2 separate regions of the Homo sapiens genome follow, and region 1 is linked to region 2. The links are chromatin loops, found by intact Hi-C in ENCODE. Cell type or tissue: MCF 10A. All regions are shown on one strand. Each heading gives the region's core, and the rest is flanking DNA. Links, peaks and the distances in the headings are about the cores only.

Region 1 (11,051 bases), core at 1,941-9,940, 220 kb after region 2:
GACAGGGTTTCTCCATGTAGGTCAGGCTGGTCTCAAACACCCGACCTCAAGTGATCTGTCCACCTCGGCCTCCCAAAGTGCTGGGATTACAGGCATGAGCCACTGCACCCGGCCAAAAAGGTGTTTCTACATCAAACTCTTCCATTCACTGAAGAAAATAGCTTATCATCAATCCTTCAGAAAGCATGCTTACATTTGCCTTTTATACATGCATATATATACCCATGTAATACAAACTGTATTAGTCTATTTTCATGCTGCTGATAAAAACATACCTGAGACTGGGAAGAAAAAGAGGTTTAATTGGACTTACAGTTCCACATGGCTGGGGAGGCCTCAAAATCATGGCAGGAGGTGAAAGGCACTTCTTACATGGCGGCAGCAAGAGAAAATGAGAAAGAAGCCCGGGCGCAGTGGCTCATGCCCATAATCCCAGCACTTTGGAAGGCCGATGCGGGCGGATCACGAGGTCAGGAGATTGAGACCATCCTGGCCAACATGACAAAACCCCGTTTCTACTAAAATACAAAAAAAAATTAGCCGAGTGTGGTGGTGCATGCCTGTAGTCCCAGCTACTAAGGAGGCTGAGGTAGGAGAATCGCTTGAACACGGGAGGCAGAGGTTCCAGTGAACTGAGATCGCACCACTGCACTCCAGCCTGGTGGCAGAACAAGACTCCGACTCAAAGAAAAATAAATAAATTAATTTAAAAAATACAAAAAATTAGCTCAGTGTGGTGGCACGTGCCTGTAGTCCCAGCTTCTCAGGAGGCTGAGGCAGGGGAATCACTTGAACCCAGGAGGCAGAGGTTGCAGTGAGCTGAGATCATACCACTGCACTCCAGCCTGGCAACAGAGCAAGACTCCATCTCAAAAAAAAAAAAAAAAAAAAAATTAAGAAAACGAGAACAAAGCAAAAATGGAAACCCCTGATAAACCCATCAGATCTCTTGAGATTTATTCACTATCACGAGAATAGCATGGGAAAGACCAGCCCCCAAGATTCAATTATTTCCCCTGGGTCCCTCTCACAACACATGGGAATTCTGGGAAATACAATTCAAGTTGAGATTTGGGTGGGGACACAGCCAAACTATATCATTCCACCCCGGCCCCTCCAAGTCTCATGTCTTCACATTTCACAACCAATCATGGCTTCCCAACAGTCTTCCAAAGTCTTAACTCATTTCAGCATTAACCCAAAAGTCCACAGTCCAAAGTCTCATCTGAGACAAGGCAAGTCCCTTCCACCTATGAGCCTATAAAATCAAAAGCTAGCTAGTTACTTCCTAGATACAATGTGAGTACAGGTATTGGGTAAATGCAGCCATTCCAAATGGGAGAAATTGGCCAAAACAAAGGGGTTACAGGGCCCATGCAAGTCTGAAATCCAGTGGGGCAGTCAAATTTTAAAGCTCCAAAATTATCTCCTTTGATTCCAGGTCTCACAACCAGGTCACACTGATGCAAGAGGTGGGTTCCCATGGTCTTGGCCAGCTCCGCCCCTTGTGGCTTTACAGGGTACAGCCTCCCTCCCAGCTGCTTTCACAGGCTGGTGTTGAGTGTCTGAAGCTTTTCCAGGTGCATGGTGCAAGCTGTGGGTGGATCTACCATTCTGGAGTCTGGAGAACAGTGGCCCTCTTCTCACAGCTCCACTAGGCAGTGACCCAATAGGGACTCTGTGTGGGGGCTCTGACCCCACATTTCCCTTCCACACTGCCCTAGCAGAGGTTCTCCATGAGGGCCCCACCCCTGTAGCAAACTTTTGCCTGGACATCCAGGCATTTCCACACATCTTCTGAAATCTAGGCAGAGGTTCCTAAACTTCAATTCTTTTTTTTTTTTTTTGAGATGGAGTTTCGCTCTTGTCACCCAGGCTGGAATGCAATGGCACGATCTTGAGTCACTGCAACCTTTGCCTCCCGGGTTCAAGCGATTCTCCTGCCTCAGCCTCCCGAGTAGCTGGGATTACAAGCATGCGCCACCACGCATTTGTTGTATTTTTAGTAGAGATGGGGTTTCACCATGTTGGCCAGGCTGGTCTTGAACTCCTGACCTCAAGTGATCCGCCTGCCTTGGCCTCCCAAAGTGCTGGGATTATAGGCGTGAGCCACTGTGCCTGGCCCTGAACCTCAGTTCTTGGCTTCTGTGCACCAGCAGGCTCAAGACCATGTGGAAGCTGCCAAGACTTGGGGCTTCCACCCTCTGAAGCCACAGCCCGAGTTATACGTTGGCCCCTTTCAGCTACAGCTGGAGCAGCTAGGGCACAGGACACCAAGTCCCAGGGTGAACATAGCACAGGGACCCTGGGCCCCCAGGAAACCACTTTTTCCTCCTGGGCTTCCAGGCCTGAGATGGGAGGGGCTGCCGTGAAGGTCTCTGACATGGCCTGGAGACATTTTCCCCATGGTCCTAATTAGGTTCCTTGCTACTTATGCAAATTTCTGCATCTGGCTTGAATTTCTCCCTAGAAAATGGGTTTTTCTTTTCTATCACATAGTCAGGCTACAAATTTTCCAAACTTTTCTGCTCTGCTTCCCCTATAAAACTGAATACCTTTAACAGTACCCAAGTCACCTCTTGAATGCTTTGCCACTTAGAAATTTCTTCCACTAGATACCCTAAAACATCTTTCTCAAGTTCAAAGTTCCACAAATCTCTAGGGCAGGGGCAAAATGCCATCAGTCTCTCTGCTAAAACATAACAAGAGTCACCTTTACTCCAGTTCCCAACAAGTTTCTCATCTCCATCTGAGACCACCTCAGCCTGGACCTTATTGATCATACCACTATCAGCATTTTGGGCAAAGTCACTCAACAAGTCTCTAGGAAGTTCCAAACTTTCCCACATTTTCCTGTCTTCTTTTGAGCCCCCCATACTGTTCCAACCTCTGACTGTTACCCAGTTCCAAAGATGCTTCTACATTTTTGGGTATCTTTTCAGCAACGCCCCACTTACCGCTACCAATTTACAGTATTAGTCTGTTTTCACACTGCTGCTAAAGACATACCTGAGACTGGGAAGAAAAAGAGGTTTAATTGAACTTAAGTTCCACATGGCTGGGGAGGCCTCAAAATCATGGCGGGAGGTGAAAGGCGCTTCTTAACATGTTGATGGCAAAAGAAAATGAGAAAGAAGCAAAAAAGGAAACCCCTGATAAACCCATCAGATCTTGTGAGACTTATTCACTATCACAAGAATAGCATGGGAAAGACTGGCCCCATGATTCAATTACTTTCCCCGGGTCCCTCCCACAACACGTGGGAATTCTGGGAGATAGAATTCAAGTTGAGATTTGGGTGGGGACACAGCCAAACCATATCATGAACCAAGAGAGAAAGAAACATGTTTTAATGAATCTTCTCAGGCGGCTGAGGCAGGAAGATGGCTTGAGCCCAGGAGATGGAGGTTGCAGTATGTTATGATTTTGCCACTGCCTGGGTGACAGAGTGAGATCCATCTCAAAAAAATAAATTAGAAAAAGATAAACTGCAGAGCATAAATGTTATGGGCTACTTTTGACAGAGGAATCAAATCTTCCTTGCCAAATTTAGACCCGTGTGGGTCAGCAGAAATTGACTAGAAATAGTGGCCACCGAATGGTAACTCACAAGGGTAGCAGTTAAAGTTGGTAAAATTTTAAATGCACACAAAACCAATGGACGAATCAACTTTTCCTCGCAAAACCAACAACTAAGTTTCAACAACTGAGAAAAAGTTTCATATTATCAGGCCAGACACTGTGGCTCACACCTGTAATCCCAGCACTTTGGGAGACTGAGGTTGGGGGACAGCTTCAGTCCAGGAGTTCGAGACCATCCTGGGCAACATAGCAAGACTCTGTCCTTAAAAAAAGAACTTCAAAAGCAACTGTATTAAAGGGAGTTACAGATGGATATATACAGTAAAATTGTTTAAAAGTAGAACACTATCTAAATAGTAGAACAGCATTACCCGAAGTTCAGAAATACATTACTAACACTATAATTGTTTTTGGACACACACATATGAAGTAACGTAAAAGGAAGGGTGCAAATTCACTTTATAATAGCAATTATCTATGAAGACAGTTTCAAAAAGGGCAACAAATATATCTATAAATGTTTTGAGCCAGTTGCTGTGGCTCATGCCTGTAATCTGAACACTTTGGGAGGCTAAGTCGGGAGAATCACTTGAGCCCAGGAGTTCGAGACCAGCCTGGGCAGCATAGTGAGACTCCGTCTCTACAAAAAATAAAAAATTAGCAGGTGTAGTGGCGAGCGCCCGTGGTTCCAGCTACTCAGGAGGCTGATGCGAGAGGATCGCTTGAGCTTGGGAGGTCGAGGCTGCAATCGCACCACTGCACTCCAGCCTGAGCAGCAGAGCGAGACTCTGTCTCAAAAACAAAACAAAAACTTGATAACATAGTCATAAATTAGCATTTATCGAATGATAAATATGTGCCAGACTGTTCTAAGCCCTTTCCCTGCGTGATCTCAGTGAAGTCCCATAATAGCCCCGTGAGGCAGGTACTGTCCTTTATCCCCATTGCAGGGATGAGGAAATTGAGGCCCTGAGGTCGAAGAGGAGCTGGTAAGCGATGATGCCGAGATAGGCCCCGGATCGCCTGGCTCTAAATCCCCAGCCCGGGCCCCGACACACAGTCCCAGGGTGGGAGAGGTGGTCTTCGGGGTCCGGGCACCGCGACCGCGGCCCAGGCCCGCCCGGCCAGCTGCGCGTACCGTGTAGAGCGTCAGGTCGACATGTCGCCACAGCCACCGGTCGTCCACCAGCCTCTTCCAGCGGTGACAGACCCTGGGGGAGGGGACGCGCGGTTAGAACGACCCCAGCCCCGGGCCACATCGCATCTCCAGGTGCCAGCTGCGCCCTCCGCCCTGCCCTTCCCCCCGGAGGCGGGGCCGCACCTGGAGATGCGGATCCGGTCCCGTACCGGGAGGTAAGAGAAGATCTCGAGCAGGACCGAGTCCGGCAGTTCGACCAAAGTCGCCATGATCCCGCCGACACGCACTTCCGCTTCCGGTTAAAGAGACCCGAGGGGTCCTGGGGGCGCCGAGGCGGCTGACAGGGCGGCGGCCGCGACCTTCCCGTAGCCGGTCGAGAAATTTGACCTTCCTCTCGCTGGGAAGTGATTCGGTCCCAGGGCCGGACCAGCCGCGGATGGGGACCAGAAACCAGCCTGGAAAGCGTGGCTGAGGCAGTGAGAGGCTTGCGGGAGGTGGCTGAGGCGTGATTTGGCCGCGACTGGGAACTAAGACCAAGTCCAGAAGGCGGGGCTGGAGTGAGGCGAAGCTCGGAGGCGGGGCTAGAGACGAGGACCAAGTCCGGAAGGCGTGGCCGGGGTGGGGTGAGGATCGGAGGCGGGGCTAGAGACCAGGACCAAGTCCGGAAGGCGTGGCTGGGGTGGGGCGAGGATCGGAGGCGGGGCTAGAGACGGGGACCAAGTCCGGAAGGCGTGGCTGGGGAGGGGCGAGACCCGGGGACGGGGCTAGAGGCGAGGCCCAAGCCCGGAAGGCGTCGCTGGAGTTGGGCGAGGCTCAGGGGCGGAGCCAGAGAACGGAACCAAGTCCAGAAGGCGGGGCTGGGGCGCGGCTAGGGGGCGGGGCTAGAGACGAGGACCAAGTCCAGAAGGCGTGGCTGGGGTGGGGCGAGGATCAAGCCCGGAAGGCGCGGCTGGAGCGGGGCGAGGCCTAGGTGGGGCTGCAGACGAGAACCACGCCTTGGAGGCGTGGCTAGGGCGGGTAGAGGCTCGGACAACCGCTGGAAGGCGGGGCTGGGGCGGGGCGAGACCTTGGGGGCGGGGTTGACGACGAGGACCTAGCCGAGAGGTCGTGGTCTGGACGGAAACCAGGCTGCAGCAGGACCAGGCGCCAAGGGCGTGGCTGGGGAGCGATGGAGACGCTCGGAAGGTGGGGAGCGGGGGACGGAGACAGGGAGAAGACTACGCCATGAAGGCGTGGTTGAGGCGGGGCGAGGCCTGTGGGTCTGGCCCCGAGCGAATGGCTTGGTAGAGAGTCAGAGAACTCTATTTTTTTACTTAATGATGCTTCTTGATGTCTATGCACAAGGATAAATTTGTATTACTGGAATATCGTGGCCAAAGGACCTGTTGAATTTTTCACTTTCATTGATACTACAGATATTTTCTGAATTGGCAAGTCCACCAAGAAACTATAAAAATGTGTGTGTGCAATGGCTGCACACAGCAGCTTCCTTGGTAGTGTACGCAGCCTGTTGGTTGTATGGGTTGCTCTAAGGGACCTTGGAGACAGGCCTTTCCGATGGATGTTCATGTTTCTAACCTTGCACTACCACAATGTAGGCTCCAAACAGGCATGTGAGGTGCCTTTGGAAAGCCCCAGGGCACTGTGGCCAGGGTTGACATTGGCCAAGTTATCATGTCCATCCGCACCAAGCTGCAGAACAAGGAGCATGCGATTGAGGCCTTGCGCAGGGCCAAGTTCAAGTTTCCTGGCCGCCAGAAGATCTACATCTCAAAGAAGTGGGGCTTCACCAAGTTCAATGCTGATGAATTTGAAGACATGGTGGCTGAGAAGCGGCTCATCCCAGATGGCTGTGGGGTCAAGTACATCCCCAATCGTGGCCCTCTGGACAAGTGGCTGGCCCTGCACTCATGAGGGCTTCCAATGTGCTGCCCCCCCTATTAATACTCACCAATAAATTCTACTTCCTGTCCAAAAAAAAAAATGTGTGTGTGTGTGTGTGTGTGTGTGTGTGTATATATATATATATATATATATACACACACACACACACACGCACGCCTCCTGAAGCCAGGAGGCGGAGATTGCAGTGACCTGAGATCGCGCCACCACACTCCAGCCTGAGTGACAGAGCGAAACTCCGTCTCAAAAAAAAAAAAAAAGAATATGAAAGAGATTGTGGAGGTTGCAGTGAGCCCAGATCGCGCCACTGCACTCCAGCCTGTGCGACGGGTGCGAGACTCCATCTCAAAAAAAAAAAAAAATCATGTTACTGCAAAGGACATGATTTCATTATCTTTTTTTTTTTTTAAATTTGGGACAGGGTCTCTCTCTGTCACCCAGTCTGGAGTGCAGTGGCGAAATTATAGCTCACTGCAGCCTTAACCTCTGGGGCTCAAGTGATCCGATCCTTCCACCTCAGTCTCCCGAGTAGCTGGGACTGTAGGCACATGCCAACACGCCCGGCTAATTTTTGTTTTGTTTTTTGAGATGAAGTCTTGCTGCATCACCCAGGCTGGAGTGCAGTGGCACAATCTCGGCTCACTGCAACCTCCGCCTCCCAGGTTCAAGTGATTCTCCTGCCTCAGCCTCCCGAGTAGCTGGGACTACAGGCGCCCGCCACCATGTCCGGCTAATTTTTATGTTTTTAGTAGAGATCAGGTTTCACTATATTGGCCAGGCTGGTCTCAAACTTCTGACCTCAGGTGATCCACCTGCCTCAGCTTCCCAGAATGCTGGGATTACAGGTGTGAGCCACTGCGCCCGGCTAATTTTTGTATTTTTTTCTAGAGCCGGGGTTTTGCCATGTTGCTCAGGCTGGTCTTGAACTCCTGGGCTCAAGTTCTTCCTGCCTCAGCCTCCCAAAGTACTAGGATTACAGGCGTGAGCCACCACGCCCAGCTGATTGCATTTTTTTTATGGCTGCATTACGTGTGTCTTCTTGGCTTGTTGCCCTCCTATATCAGACTGAATTCTGGGGTGGCAGGTGGGACTTGTGCACCCCGGCCCTGCTGAGGTGCTCAGGTAATGGGGGGAGGAAACTCCTATGCCCCTCCCTCCACCCCTAAGATTATTTCCCTTCTTGTGAACTCTGGCAGGGGAAGGGGAGTGCCTCTAAGTTTGGCAGAACCCAGGTGTCCCTTCCCTGCCATCCCTACTCAGTTACAGGGGGTTCCTGCACCACCAGCATACAGGGCTGGAGAGAGGGAAGTAGTCAGGTGAGAGCAAAAGAAACCCACATACAAGCTCCTTCCTCTGGGCCAGGAACCCAAGAAGCAAGGGGGGAGAAGAAGCCTCCCCAGCTTGCTCCTTGGGTCTTGACCCAAAACTCTACCTCCTGGGAAGTATCCACCTCCCCCAAGGAAAAGCGGCTGTGAGAACAGCAGATCTTCCTACAGCAGGCTAGGTCTCCATGTGCAACCACAGCAGTGAGCCTTCACCAACACCTTGTGGTAGCTCTGATGAATACGTAAGTTAAATATTAAAGACCTGGAAAAACTGGGGCCTTCGAGCAAGGGCTAGAAGGTAAAACAAAGTCCTTAAGACCCTGCCTGGGTTTTCTCAGAACTTAAGAGTTCAGTTAAAATAATGGAGGCATTCTTACATACCTCGTAAACCTTGTACCAGGATCCACTTTATTTTTTAAAATTTACTTTCTTTTCTTTATTATTTTGAGACAGAGTTTCGCTCTTGTTGCCCAGGCTGGAGTGCAGTGGCACGATCTCGGCTCACTGCAACCTCCACCTCCCGGGTTCAAGCCATTCTCCTGCCTCAGCCTCCCGAGTTGCTGGGATTTAAGGCATGCGCCACCATGCCCAGCTAATTTTGTATTTTTAGTAGAGATGGGGTTTCACCATGTTGGTCAGACTGGTTTCGAACTCCTGACCTCAGGTGATAGCTGATCCGCCCACCTCGGCCTCCCAAAGTGGTGGGATTACAGGTGTGAGCCACTGTGCCCAGCCTTTTTTTTTTTTTTGAGAGAGTCCGACTCTGTCCCCCAGGCTGGAGTGTAGTGGTGTGATCTCGGCTCACTGCAACCTTTGCCTCCTGAGTTCAAGTGATTCTCCTGCCTCAGCCTCCCAGGTAGCTGAAACTACAGGTATGTGCCACCACACCTGGTTAATTTTTGTATTTTTAGTAGAGACAGGGTTTTGCCATGTTGCCCAGGCTGGTCTTGAACTCCTGACTTCAGGTGATCTACCACCTTGGTCTCCCAGTGTTGGGATTACAGGTGTGATGTAATGGCACCCGGCCCCATTTTCCTCTTCTCTCAGCAGCACTTCCCATCCCTTTCCCAACTCCTCGCCCCACAGCTCAGCACCAAGACCCTGTGCTTGGCAGATCTTTGAATCAAGCACTGAGAAATTAGAACATTTTGAAAAAGCAAACATTTCCTTTTCCACCCCCGGTGATTACAAAAGTAACATATGTTCTGTGTCAGAAATCTGGAAAAACACCACGAAGAGGGAAAATGAGGCCGGGTGTGGTCGCTCATGCCTGTAATTCCAGCACTTTGGGAGGATCACTTGAGGCCAGGAGTTTGAGACCAGCCAGGGCAACATAGTGAGACTGTCTCTCCAAAAATTAAAAAAATCAGCCAGGCGTGGTGGTGCACGCCTGAAGTCCCAGGAGGTGAGTCCCCTTGAGTCCAGGAATTGGAGGCTGCAGTGAGCTATAATTGTGCCACTGCACTCCAGCCTGGGTGACAGAGCAAGACACTGTCTCAAAAAAAAATTAAAAAATTAAAAAATTAAAAAAAAAAAAGAAGGGAGAATGAGACTCTCAGTAATCCTACCATGAAGTGGTAACTACAGTCAATGCTTGTGTGACCCTGCATTTCTTTGTTTTCAAACAGTCTCACTCTGTTGCCCAGGCTGGAGTGCAGTGGCATATCTCAGCTCACTGTGACCTCTGCCTCCTGGGTTCAAGCGATTCTCCTGCCTCAGCCTCCTGCGTAGCTAGGATTACAGACGCCTGCCACATTTTTGTATTTTTAGTAGAGATGGGGTTTCCCCAATTGGCCAGGCTGGTCTCGAACTCCTGACCTCAAGTGATCCACCCACCTTGGCCTCCCAAAGTGTTGGGATTATAGGTGTGAGCCACCGTGCCTGGCTGTGACCCAGGATTTCTAAGAGAATGCAAAGATGTGCTGCTTCTAAACTTCCTTAGGCACCTCAGCCCCCTCAGCTCACTTTTGACCTTCCAATCTGTTTCATCCCGGCTAGAGTCTCCCCAAAAGCAGAGGCAGGGGAATTCCCACAAAGGAATGCCCTAAATCATCCCAAGATGGGGCCAGTGGGGATTTCAAGAAAACACCAATTACCAGAGCAATCAGTCCAAAGCATTTATTAGGGAAACTTACAGAGTGCTCCAACAATCATCAAGACAGGAACGAAAAGGGGTGTTCTACCGAGGCACAGCTGCAGCTAGGGGGTCAGGACATGGAGTTCAGATGCACAAGTCAGCATGTCTGGTTTCCATTACTATTTTGAGTAATGGGCCACCTGCTGGTCTGGCAGGTGTCAGCTTGACCAAAACAGGATTGTGGATTCTTTCCCTGGGATGGGACGTTCCACAACCTTGGTTTTATATTTAGATTTTCTTTTTTTTGTTTGGTTTCTTTTGGAGACGGAGTCTCACTATGTCTCCCAGGCTGGAGTGTAGTGGCGTGACCTCGGCTCACTGCAGCCTCTGCCCCCCTGGGTTCAAGAGAAGAATTCTCCTGCCTCAGCCTCCCAAGTAGCTGAGACTACAGGCGCAGGCCACCACGCCCGGCTAATTTTTTGTATTTTAGTAGAGACGGGGTTTCAGCGTGTTGCCCAGGCTGGTCTCCAACTCCTGAACTCACACAATCCGCCTGCCTTGGCCTCCCAAAGTGCCAGGATTACAGGTGTGAGCCACCACACCTGGCCTATATTTAGATTTTCAAGGCCAGTTTCTGGAATTTTTAAGCAAAGTACACGGGATAAACATTATGAGACCTTAGCACAGAAAAACAGAAGAGAGGTTGGGTGTGGTTGCTTACACTTGTAATCCCAGCACTTTGGGAGGCCGAGGCAGGCGGATCACCTGAGGTCGGGAGATCAAGACCAGCCTGACCAACATGGAGAAACCCCGTCTCTACCAAAAATACAAAATTAGCTAGGCATGGTGGTGCATGCCTGTAATCCTGGGAGTTTCTCTCTTGTTGCCCAGGCTGGAGTGCAATGGCACCATCTCGACTCACCGCAACCTCCGCCTCCCTGGTTCATGCGATTCTCCTGCCTCAGCCTCCCAAGTGGCTGGGATTACAGGCATGCGCCACCATGCCAGGCTAATTTTGTATTTTTAC
Region 2 (11,051 bases), core at 1,467-9,466:
GGGTTGAGTGAATTATCAGTGGTCAGTGTTAAACCATCCTTTTTTTTTTTTCTTTTTTTGAGACGGAGTCTCACTCTGTCACCAGGCTGGAGTGCAGTGGTGCCATCTCAACTCACTGCAACATCCAACTCCCAGGTTCAAGCGATCCTCCTGCTTCAGCCTGCCAAGTAGCTGGGACTACAGGCGTGTGCCACCACGCCCAGCTAATTTTTGTATTTTTAGTAGAGATGGGGTTTCACCATGTTGGCCAGGATGGTCTTGATCTATTGACCTTGTGATCCACCAGCCTCGGCCTCCCAAAGTGCTGGGATTACAGGCATAAGCCACCATACCCGGCCATAAATCATCTTTTTCTAACAGAATGGCCTCATACTTTAAGATTCTTGAGTCAGTAAGCCATCTCCCTGCTCTATGGTTTAAGATAGTTCTAACTTGGTGAGGCGTGCTTACTGTCAATTTTCCTCCAAAGGTTAACTTTCTGCTTTCCTTGACTACTATTGCTGTAGCTGCGATGGACTGGATGCATTGAGGCCATCCACAAGTGACTGGGTCTGAGGCTTTTGGTAGGAAGGCTACAGGCTGTCGGCAGCCTCCATGCTCTTGAGTCAGCACTCCTAAAGTTATCCCACTGTCCACATTAACAAAAAGGTGGAATGGCTTTTCCAGGGAGGGTTAGGCTAAAACAGGGGCAGTTATGAGCCTTTCCTTCAGCTTCTCAACTTGATCAACTTCCTCAGAAGTCCACAGGAGACAGTTAGGTTTCTCCTGAGCAAGTTTTTGATATAACAGTTTACTGTGCAGTGCATATGAGTCAATCCAAAAGCGGCAGTATCTAACTAATCCTAAACATTTCCTGAGTTCTTGTTTAGTTTGAGGCAAGGGTAGGGACACAATTCCCTCAATTCGTTCAGGCCCTATTCTTCACTTGTCTGCACTTATTAAGTGGCCTAAATACTTAACTTCGGGATCTACATACTGAAGCTTTCTTGTTGAGACTCGTAGCCCCTCAAACTACAGGTGATTAAGAATATGTGTAGAGAAGTCAGTTACCTTCTCTATATCTTCACCAGATATAAGAATGTTGTCCACGTACTGAAGAAGGTATATTTGTTCTGGGATGACAACTTTTTCTAGTACTTGTTCTAAACTTTGGCCAAAAAGATTAGGGGAGTCTGTGAACCCTTGGGGCAAGACTGTCCATCGATATTGTTGTTTCCACCCTGATTGGGGATCTCAGCTATCTTCAGCCAGGGGACATGCCCAAAAAGCATTCTTCAAATCTATTACAGTAAACCATTGATGATTACATGAAATCTTGTTAAGAATAGTGTAAGGATTGGGGACAACGGGGTGGGTAGTCTGGACTATTTGGTTGATAGCTCTACAGTCCTGTACTAGCCGATATGACCCATCTGATTTCTTGACTGGCAGTATTGGGGTGTTTTAAGGAGACATACAGGGCTGGAGAAGCCCGTCCTTAATAAGGCCTTTGATTATAGGTTTCAACCTTATCCTGCCTTCTAGGGGAATAGGGTATTGTTTCCTTCTTACTACTTCTCCTGGGGTTTTTAGCTGATGTGGATTGGAGGGACTTGGAGTTTCCCTTAGTCTCCTTCTTTGGACCAGACATTAGGATTAATATATTTTTCATCCGCAGTGGTGAGTAGGTTTAATGGGGTGAAGAATTCTCTTGGGCTGACTTGTAGACCTATGCCCAACTTTAACATTAAATCCCTCCCCAGGAAATTAGTTCCTGCTTCAGGGATTAACAAGAACTGAATATAAGCTGAGCGATCCTGGTGTCTAACTTCTGTGCTTTGTAAAATTTTTGCTCTAAATCCTTCCCCTTTTACCCTGGAAACTAAAAGTTCCTCTGAGGAGGAGCCAACATTAGATGGGGGGAAACAAACAGGAGCGAGCAGCCCCTGAATCGACTAAAAAGGCGATAAGCTCATGTTTAGGTCCCACATCCAAATTGATCAAGGGCTCCTGGTGGGACTCAAGATAAAAGAGACAGGGCCCCTGACCCCCCTATTCCTTGAAAGTCATGAGTGGAAGGGCTTCTTTCTCCTTAGTTCAGGACATTCTCTCTTGAAGTGGCCTGTTCTTCCACATCTATAGCACATATCTTGTCCTTCCTCCCTCTTAGTTCTGGGATTCTTTAACCCTGTCCCCCCATACTCTTTAGGGGGCCTGGTAGATGAGGACCTTTGTCCTCCAGATGGAGGCTGGGGGCCTTTAAAACAGGGTTCAGACCCTTTATACTTTCTAGGTCCCTGGAAGCTCTGTCTAGAAGTACCTGGGTTTGGAGCCATCTGTTGGAAGGTGGAAAACATAAGTTTTGTTTTTTGTTTCTGTTTTTCTTCATCCCGTTTCACATGTACTTTCTAAGCTTCCCTGAGAAGCTCACTTAGAGGACGGTCTTCCCAATTGTCTATTTTTTATAACTTTTTTGAAATGTCTAGGCAACTTTTACTGACAAATTGGAGTTTCAACATTCCTTGCCCAAGGAGATCATCCAAAGTAAGGCCTGCATATTGCCTCATTTGCTCCCTCAGTCTGTCTAGGAATCTCACAGTCCCTTCATCCTTTTCCTGTTGTATATCAAGCGCTTTAGAAAGATTGCGGGTTCAGGGTACTGATTCCTGATTTCCTTTTATTATCATCTCCCTTAGGTCCTGCATATTTTCCCGGTGATCTGCGTTGTTATTGTCCCACCGGGGGTCTTGGGTGGGGAATTTCTGTTCCGCGGTAGGAACGTTTTTACCGGGAGGGTGCTCACGTTCCCTAAGTACCATAGCAGCCCTAGGAATCATACTCCTTTTTTCCCCTGAAAAGAGGACGGCCAAGATGGACATTAACTCGACCCAAGTGTAACTGAGGTCCTAAGAATTGGTCAATTTGGTCTGCCACTCTGTAAAGGTCATCTAGTAGTGGTTTAAGCTCCTTTTTAAAATTCCGGACTTCTGAACTGGTTAAGGGAGCATTTACAAAGCCAATTACAAAGCCATTGGCCCCCACTCCTTGTGGTACCTCTTTCAAAGGGAATAAGGTCAGGGCTGACCTCTTAGGTATGGAGGGAAGCGGAAAATTCTGAGTATCTTTTTTACATTGTTCTACCTCACGCTGGAGTCCTTTTAGAGAGGGGTATTTAGGTTGGGGGGAGGACAGGCTGGTGGGATGGTAATTCCCAAGAGTCAGGGTTATAAGGAGGAGGGATAACACGAGTAGAGGGGGAGTTTAGAATGGGATCTGAGGTGGAAGTGGCTGTCTGAGGGGAAAGATTGGGGATACTGAATGGAGGAAGATAGTTTAGGGGATCCCATGCACTGGAGTCTTTAGGCATGAGATCTGGCTCCTCTGACTTTTCATTTTGAGGTGCCAGATTGGGTTCTTCCCTATTTGTTTTTAAGGGAAAAAGGAGGGCTGGTCCTTGCCTCCAACAAAGGGCATAGCGTAGTTCTTCTTGAGACACTGGACTTTTATTATTAACATATCAGATTGGAAGCTGACACATTACATCCTCAGTTGATTCAAACTTTGGCCAGAAGATTGAGGAATTAAGGATGGGTCCCTGAGTCCAAATAAAACAGCAATATTTTATTATTTGTTGCTTTTTCCTATGTTTAGTCCTTTCATTATCCTTCCAGTGTTTCAGCATGAGACCTAGGGGGCTATCTGGGGGAATATCTTTGTTACCATCTTTATCCCCCTTGCTCCCTGTCTTGCTTGGGGTATTTCCCATCTTGATGGTTTTGGGGTAAGGTTCAAGGTTCAGTTTCCCTTACTGGAAATTTCTCACCTTTCAGGGTGAGGCTTAATTTTCACTGGAAACTTTTTGCCTTTTGGGGTAAGGCTCAATTTCCCCTCTGGAAATTTCTTGCCTTTTCTACTATTGGAGGTTTGTGTGAGGTTCAATCCCCCCCAACAATGGGGATGTCTCACCTCTTTTTAACCACTTAGCCACCCTGACCAAGGAGTACTTCACTGCACCCACCCCCAACCCCCGTGGCTTTCTTACCTTGTTCCTGACCACCAAGGAAATACTTTACTGGCTCCTGTGGCATCTCCTTCCTTGGTAGGTGCACAGAGTCATCACTGCAGTATGTGAGGATCCTTTAAGCTAGGTTGCTGGCCAGTTGTTTTTTTCCTGCATTGCTTAGAGCTAGGGTTATTCCTCACAATGGGTGGGTTCTGATTTCTCCCCTATGAGGCCACCACAAAGGGTGGGGTGCATGCCTCCTCAAGAGAGAGAACCAGAGACCACCCCCAGAGGGGAATGTAATCCTGGATGAGCCCCCAAATTGTTATATAATAAGTTTCAGTGCTGCAAAAGAAATAGCACTCGAGGCCAGATGCAGTGGCTCATGTCTGTAATTCCAGCACTTTGGGAGGCCTAGGTGGGTGGATCACAAGGGCAGGAGATCGAGACCATCCTGGCTAACACAGTGAAACCCCATCTCTACTAAAAAATACAAAAAATGAGCCGGGCGTGGTGGCGGGCACCTGTAGTCTCAGCTACTCAGGAGGCTGAGGCAGGAGAATGGTGTGAACCTGGGAGGTGGAGCTTGCAGTGAGCAGAGATCACACCACTGAACCCCAGCCTGGACAACAGAGTGAGACTCCATCTCAAAAAAAAAAAAAAAAAGAAAAAGAAATCGCATTCAAATATAAAATTTTATTTTTAATTCTCAGCAAGGCAAGGTACTTCTATAGAAGGGTGTGCTCTCACAGATGGAGCAATGGTGGGCACACACCTTCACAAAGGAGGGAAAGGCGTTCTTATTACTGATGCACCTGGTCCCTACTGCTGTGTCATTCCCCTATTGGGTAGAGTTAGACCACACAGGCTAAACTAATTCCAACTGATTAATTTAAAGAGATGGACGGGGTGAGTGGTTTGGCAGGAAAAATGGTTATGAAATGAATTGGAATGAATGAGTCAGGGTGGAGAAGGTAATCTGAATGAGCAGAATGAGTCAGGGTGGAGTAGGTAATGAGTCAAGGAGTAGAATGTGTCAGGGTGGAAAAGGTTGCTTTACGAGGAAGTTTAAAAGTAGAAGGCAAAGAATTGAGCATACTGACATATTAATTCTTTGAAGGGAAACTTCGAATTCACACTCAACAACTCTAAAGTGATTCTCTATCCTTGGCCTCCCACATTTCTTTTTTTTTTTTTTGAGACAGACTCTCACTCTGTTGCCAGGCTGGAGTGCAGTGGACTGATCTCAGCTCACTGCAACCTCTGCCTCCTGGGTTCAAGTGATTCTCATGCCTCAGCCCCCCAAGTAGCTGGGACTACAGGTGCCAGCCACCACGCCCAGTGAATTTTCGTATTTTTAGTAGAGACGGGGTTTCACCATGTTGGCCAGGATGCTCTTGATCTCCTGACCTTGTGATCCACCTGCCAAGGCCACCCAAAGTGCTCAGATTACAGGCATGAGCCACCATGCTCAGCCTTGGCCTCCTACATTGTTGGGATTACAGACATGAGCCACTGTGCTTGGCCCTTTATTCCTTTACATATTTAATATTTTAAAAAATTAACAAAGAGGCCAGGCACAGTGGCTCAGGCCTTTAATCCCAGCACTTTGGGAGGCTGAGGTGGGTGGATTACGAGGTCAGGAGTTCGACACCAGCCTGGCCAATATGGTGAAACCCCATCTCTACTAAAAAATACAAAAATTAGCTGGGCATGCTGGTGCGTGCCTGTAGTCCCAGATACTCAGGAGGCTGAGACAGGAGAATTGCTTGAACCCAAGAGGCAGAGGTTGCAGTGAGCCAAGATCGCTACACTGCACTCCAGCCTGGGTGCAGAGACTCCATCTCAAAAAAATAAGTAAATAAATAAACACCACACCCAATCAGCTCAAGCCTGTGGCTAGAGATAAGAATGCAGAAAGAATTGGCCAGGCGCGGTGGCTCACGCCTGTAATCCCAGCACTTTGGGAGGCCGAGGCGGGTGGATCACGAGGTCAGGAGATTGAGACCATCCTGGCTAACACAGTGAATCGCCGTCTCTACTAAAAACACACACAAAAAAATTAGCCGGGCGTGGTTGTGGGCACCTGTACTCCCAGCTACCCAGGAGGCCAAGGCAGAATGGAGTGAACCCGGGAGGCAGAGCTCGCAGTGAGCCGAGATCACACCACTGCACTCTAGCCTGGGTGACAGAGCAAAACTGTGTCTCAAAAAAAAAAAAATCTAGAAAGAATCTAGAGACATCTTTCCTGCCCAAGATAGTGTTTTCCTCCTACTTCCTTTAAACTGACTATCCATGTATTTGCTCCTAAATTTAAAGTGACTCACACCCTATTCCCTTATGTATACAGCTAGCTGCCACAACCTCCCTCCTTCTCTGCCTCTCATCCCTGCCTTGCGTGACCCATGGATGGAAGACTGTCCTCAAAACTCATTTTGCCCTCCCTTCCCAGGACGTGTAAGCAATAAATCTTTGAAATTATGTCCTATTGGGGTGGTGTTTTGAATTTGCACATACCATCTGAAGAACCAGGGGCCGCCCCTGGTTGAGATTTCCCCAGGGAGCTGGTGGGGACACAAGGTCAGGTTTCCAGTGTCAGAGTGATGATCAGGCAGGCATAAACTGAACACAGGTCAGACAAGAGCAGCTATGTCGCTGGGCACGGTGACTCACGCCTGTAATCCCAGCACTTTGGGAGGCCAAGGTGAGCGGATCACCTGAGGTCAAGAGTTTGAGACCAGCCTGGCCAACATGGTGAAACCTCGTCTCTACTAAAAATACCAAAAATATTAGCTGGGTGTGGTGGCATATGCCTGTAGTCCCAGCTACTCGGGGAGGCTGAGGCAGGAGAACTGCTTGAACCCAGGAGGCGGAGGTTGAAGTAAGCCAAGATCGGGCCACTGCGCTCCAGCTTGGGAGACACAGGGAGACTCCATCTTAAAAAAAAAAAAAAAAAAAAAAAAAAGAGCGGCCTAGGTCATCTATCAGTATAAACAAGTTTCCCAGGTGAGGGACCCCCTGTCAACCAGGTTTTGCGTGACAACTCACACTGTAATCCCAGCACTTTGGGAGGCTGAAGCAGGCAGATCACTTAGCTAAGGAGTTCCAGACCAGCATAGCCAACATGGCGACACCCCGTCTCTACTAAAAATACAAAAATTAGCCCAGCATGGTAGTGGAGGCATGTAATCCAAGCTACTTGGGAGGCTGAAGCAGGAGAATCGCTTGAGCTCTGGAGTGGCAGGTTGCAGTGAGCTGAGATCACGCTACTGCACTCCATCCAGCCTGGATGACAAAGGCAGACTCTGTCATTCATCAATCAATAAATAATTAATTAACTTTAAAAAATGTATCCCTTAGGCCAGTCGTGGTGGCTCACTCCTGAAATCCCAGCACTTTGGGAGGCTGAGGCGGGCAGATCGCCTGAGGTCAGGAGTTTGAGACCAGCCTGACCAACATGATGAAACCCCATCTCTAATAAAAATACAATATTAGCCGGGTGTCGTGGTTCATGCCTGTAGTCCCAGCTACTCAGGAGGCTGAGGCAGGAGAATCGCTTGAATCCAGGAGGCAGAGGTTGCAGTCAGCCAAGATCAAGTCATTGCACTCCAGCCTGGGCAACACAGCAAGACTCCATCTCAAGAATGCAATGGAATGGAATGGAATGAATGGAATGGAATGGAATGGAATGGAATGGAATGGAATGGGCCGGGCATGGTGGCTCACGCCTGTAGTCCCAGCACTTTGGAAGGCCAAAGCGGGTGGATCACCTGAGGTCAGGAGTTCGAGACCAGCCTGACCAGTATGGTGAAACCCCATCTCTACTAAAAATACAAAAATAACCCCAGCTACTTGGGAGGCTGAGGCTGGAGAATTGCTTGAACCTGGGAGACAGAGGTTGCAGTGAGCCGAAATTGCGCCACTGCACTCCAGCCTGGGCGATAGAGGGAGACTCCATCTCAAAAAAAAAAAAAAAAAAAAAAAAGAATAGAATAGAATAGAACAGAATAGAATAGAATAGAATGGAAATAATGCTGAGTGCAGTGGCTCACGCCTGTAATCCTAGCACTTTGGGAGGCTGAGGCAGGCGGATTGCCTGAACTCAGGAGTTCAAGACCAGCCTCAGCAACATGGTGAAACCCCGTCTCTACTAAAATACAAAAAAAAAAAAAATTAGCCAGGCGTGGCGGATGTGCCTATAGTCCCACCTACTTGGGAGGCTGAGGCAGAATTGCTTAAACCGGAGAGGCGGAGGTTGCAGTAAGCTGATATTGCGCCACTGCACTCCAGCCTGGGCAACAGAGCGACACTCTGTCTCAAAAAAAAAAAAAAAAATTAAATTAAATTAAAAAAAAAATAGGCTGCTGGGCGCGGTGGCTCACGCCTGTAATCCCAGCACTTTGGGAGGCTAAGGCGGGTGGATCAACAAGGTCAGGAGATCGAGACAAGCCTGACCAACATGGTGAAATCTCATCTGTACTAAATATACAAAAATTAGCCGGACGTTGTGGCATGTGCTTGTAATCCCAGCTACTCAGAAGGCCGAGGCAGGAGAATCGCTTGAACCCCGGAGAAGGAGGTTGCAGTGAGCCGAGATCGTGCCACTGCACTCCAACATGGGAGACAGAACAAGACTCCAACTCAAAAAAATAAATAAAATAAAAATAAACAAATAAATAAATAAAATAAAATGTATCACTTGAAAGAAAGGCTCCCTGTAAACACCCACATCTGGCTCCCCTTCATTTCTTGTTAGGGCAGCATTGCTAGTCACTCTGCTATTGGATCCTTAATATAGGTAGGGGCTCAAGACAGACCAAAACGGAAAGAAAAAAATAAACAAGAACTGACCCAAGTAACTTCTGGGGTTTTTTAAAATTTTTTTATTTTTTATTTTATTTTATTTTTTTGAGACAGAGTCTTGCTCTATTGGCCAGGCTGGAGTGCAGTGGCACAATCTCAGATCACTGCAGCCTCCACCTCCCAGGTTCAAGTAATTCTTATGCCTCAGTCGGCCGAGTAGCTGGGATTATAGGCACATGCCACCACACCCAGCTAACTTTTGTACTTTTACTAGTGACAGGGTTTTTGCCATATTGGCCAGGCTGGTCTCGAATTCCTGGCCCCAAGTGATCCACCCACCTTGGACTCCCAAAGTGCTGGGATTACAGGCATGAGCCACTGTGCCCGGGCAGTAACTTCTGTTTTATTGTATTTCTTTTTACTGTGATAAAAAGCACATAAAATTGACAAGTAACACATTTTTTTTTTTTTTTTTTGATGCAGGGTCTTGCTCTGTTGCCCAGCCTGGAGTCAGTAATTCAATCATAGCTCATTATAGCCTTGAACTCCTGGGCTCAAGCAATCCTTCTGCCTCAGCATCTCAAGTAGCTGGGACTACAGGTGTGCACCAACATGCCTGGCCAGGTTTTAAAAAATTTTTGTGGAGACAGGGTCTTGCTATGTTGCTTAGGCAACAGGCTGAAACTCTGTCTCTACAAAAAGTACCAAAAATTACCCAGGTGTGGTCGTGCATGCCTGCAGTCCCAACTACTGGGGAGTCTGAGGTGGGAGTATCACCCGAGCTCACGAGGTCAAGGTTGTAGTGAGCCACAATTGTGTCACGGCACTCCAGCCTGGGTGACAGGGTGAGACCCTGTCCCCCAGAAAAAAGGAAGAAAAAAAAAAACCAAAGTCTTAGAAGTATAACTCTTTTTAGAATTGATATGTAAAGCTGGGCTCAGTAGCTCATGCCTGTAATCCTAGCATTTTGGGAGGCCAAGGCAGGCAGATCACCTGAAGTAAGGAGTTTGAGACCAGCCTAGTCAACATGGCAACACCCCAACTCAACTAAAAATACAAAAATTAGCTGGGCAAAGGCCAGGTGCAGTGGTTCACACCTGTAATACTCCCAGCAGTTTGGGAGGCCGAGGTGGGGGGATCACAAGGTCAGGAGTTCAAGACCAGCCTGACCAACATGGTGAAACCCTGTGTCAACTAAAAATACAAATATTAGCTGGACTTGGTGGTGCACACCTGTAATCTGAGCTACTCAGGAGGCTGAGGCAGGAGAATCACTTGAATCCAGGAGAAGGAGGTTGCAGTGAGCCCAGATCGCATGATTGCACTCCAGCATGGGCGATAGAGTGAGATTCTGCCTCAAAAAAAAAAAAAAGTTAAATAAATAAATACAATAAAATAAAATAAATTAGCTGGGCGAGGTGGCACATGCCTGTAATCCCAGCTACTCAGGAGGCTGAGGCAGGAGAATCATTTGAACTGGGGAGGTGAAGGGTCCAGTGAGCCAAGATCATGCCACTGCACTCCAGCCTGGATGACAGAGTGAGATCAACTAAAAAAAAATTGATATGTAATAGTTGTACACTATTGCCTTGAATGCCTGGCCTCAAGTAATACCCCTGGCTCAGTGTACTTAGTAGTTGCAATGGAAGGAATACAGCACCTAAACTCAAGAGTTTTTTTGTTTTTTTTTTTTGGTAGAGATGGTATCTCACTCCATTGCCCAGGCTATTCTCAAACTCTTGAGCTAGAATGATCCTCTCTTCTCAGCCTCCCAAAGTGCTCAGATTACAAGCATGAGCCACCATTCCCAGCCCAGACATTTTTACATTACATGAAATTTTCAAGGTCCAGTTGGTCCTAATTCTCCATAAATCCTTTCAGAGTATTAAAAATGAAGCAAATTTTGCTAAAGCTTTTTATGATGCCAGTACAAGATATATGTATATCTTGTTTCTATCACTGATAAAAATAGTACAATCATTAAAAACTGCAGAATCATATCAGTAATGAATATTGCTACAAATGTACTAAGTAGGCCGGGCACAGTGGCTCACGCCTGTAATCCCAGCACTTTGGGAGGCCAAGGCGGGCTGATCATGAGGTCAAGAGATTGAGACTATCCTGGCCAACGTGGTGAAACCCCATCTCTACTAAAAATACAAAAATTAGCTGGGTGTAGTGTCGCGTGACTGTAGTCCCAGCTACTCGGGAGGCTGAGGCAGGAGAATTGTTTGAACCCAGGATGCAGAAGTTGCAGTGAGCCGAG

What was found. Peaks named below come from ENCODE experiments on the same cell type or tissue, not always from the same donor. Only the 100,000 strongest peaks of a DNase experiment are listed, where the experiment ranks them.
Region 1: it touches region 2 in a loop (9-fold over the local background); 2 of 110 quality-filtered maps call a loop at or near these places.

What each region holds. Positions count from the first base shown.
Region 1 is chr19:9,813,825-9,824,875 of GRCh38, forward strand. FBXL12 (F-box and leucine rich repeat protein 12) reads right to left here and starts at 5,255. Exons shown (of 3, transcript NM_017703.3): 1 at 4,904-5,255; 2 at 4,721-4,793. The coding sequence starts at 4,989. LOC124900430 (small nucleolar RNA SNORA70) reads left to right here and starts at 6,130; the gene lies at 6,130-6,270. It also overlaps the pseudogene RPL10P15. RefSeq lists silencers at 4,747-4,906, 5,357-5,446, 5,667-5,816. In MCF 10A, for the core only: no CTCF peak of the experiment used is centred there; a DNase peak (open chromatin) is centred at 5,507.
Region 2 is chr19:9,592,223-9,603,273 of GRCh38, forward strand. LOC105376914 (a long non-coding RNA gene) reads right to left here and starts at 4,117. Exons shown (of 2, transcript XR_936311.3): 1 at 4,022-4,117. In MCF 10A, for the core only: no CTCF peak of the experiment used is centred there; a DNase peak (open chromatin) is centred at 4,959.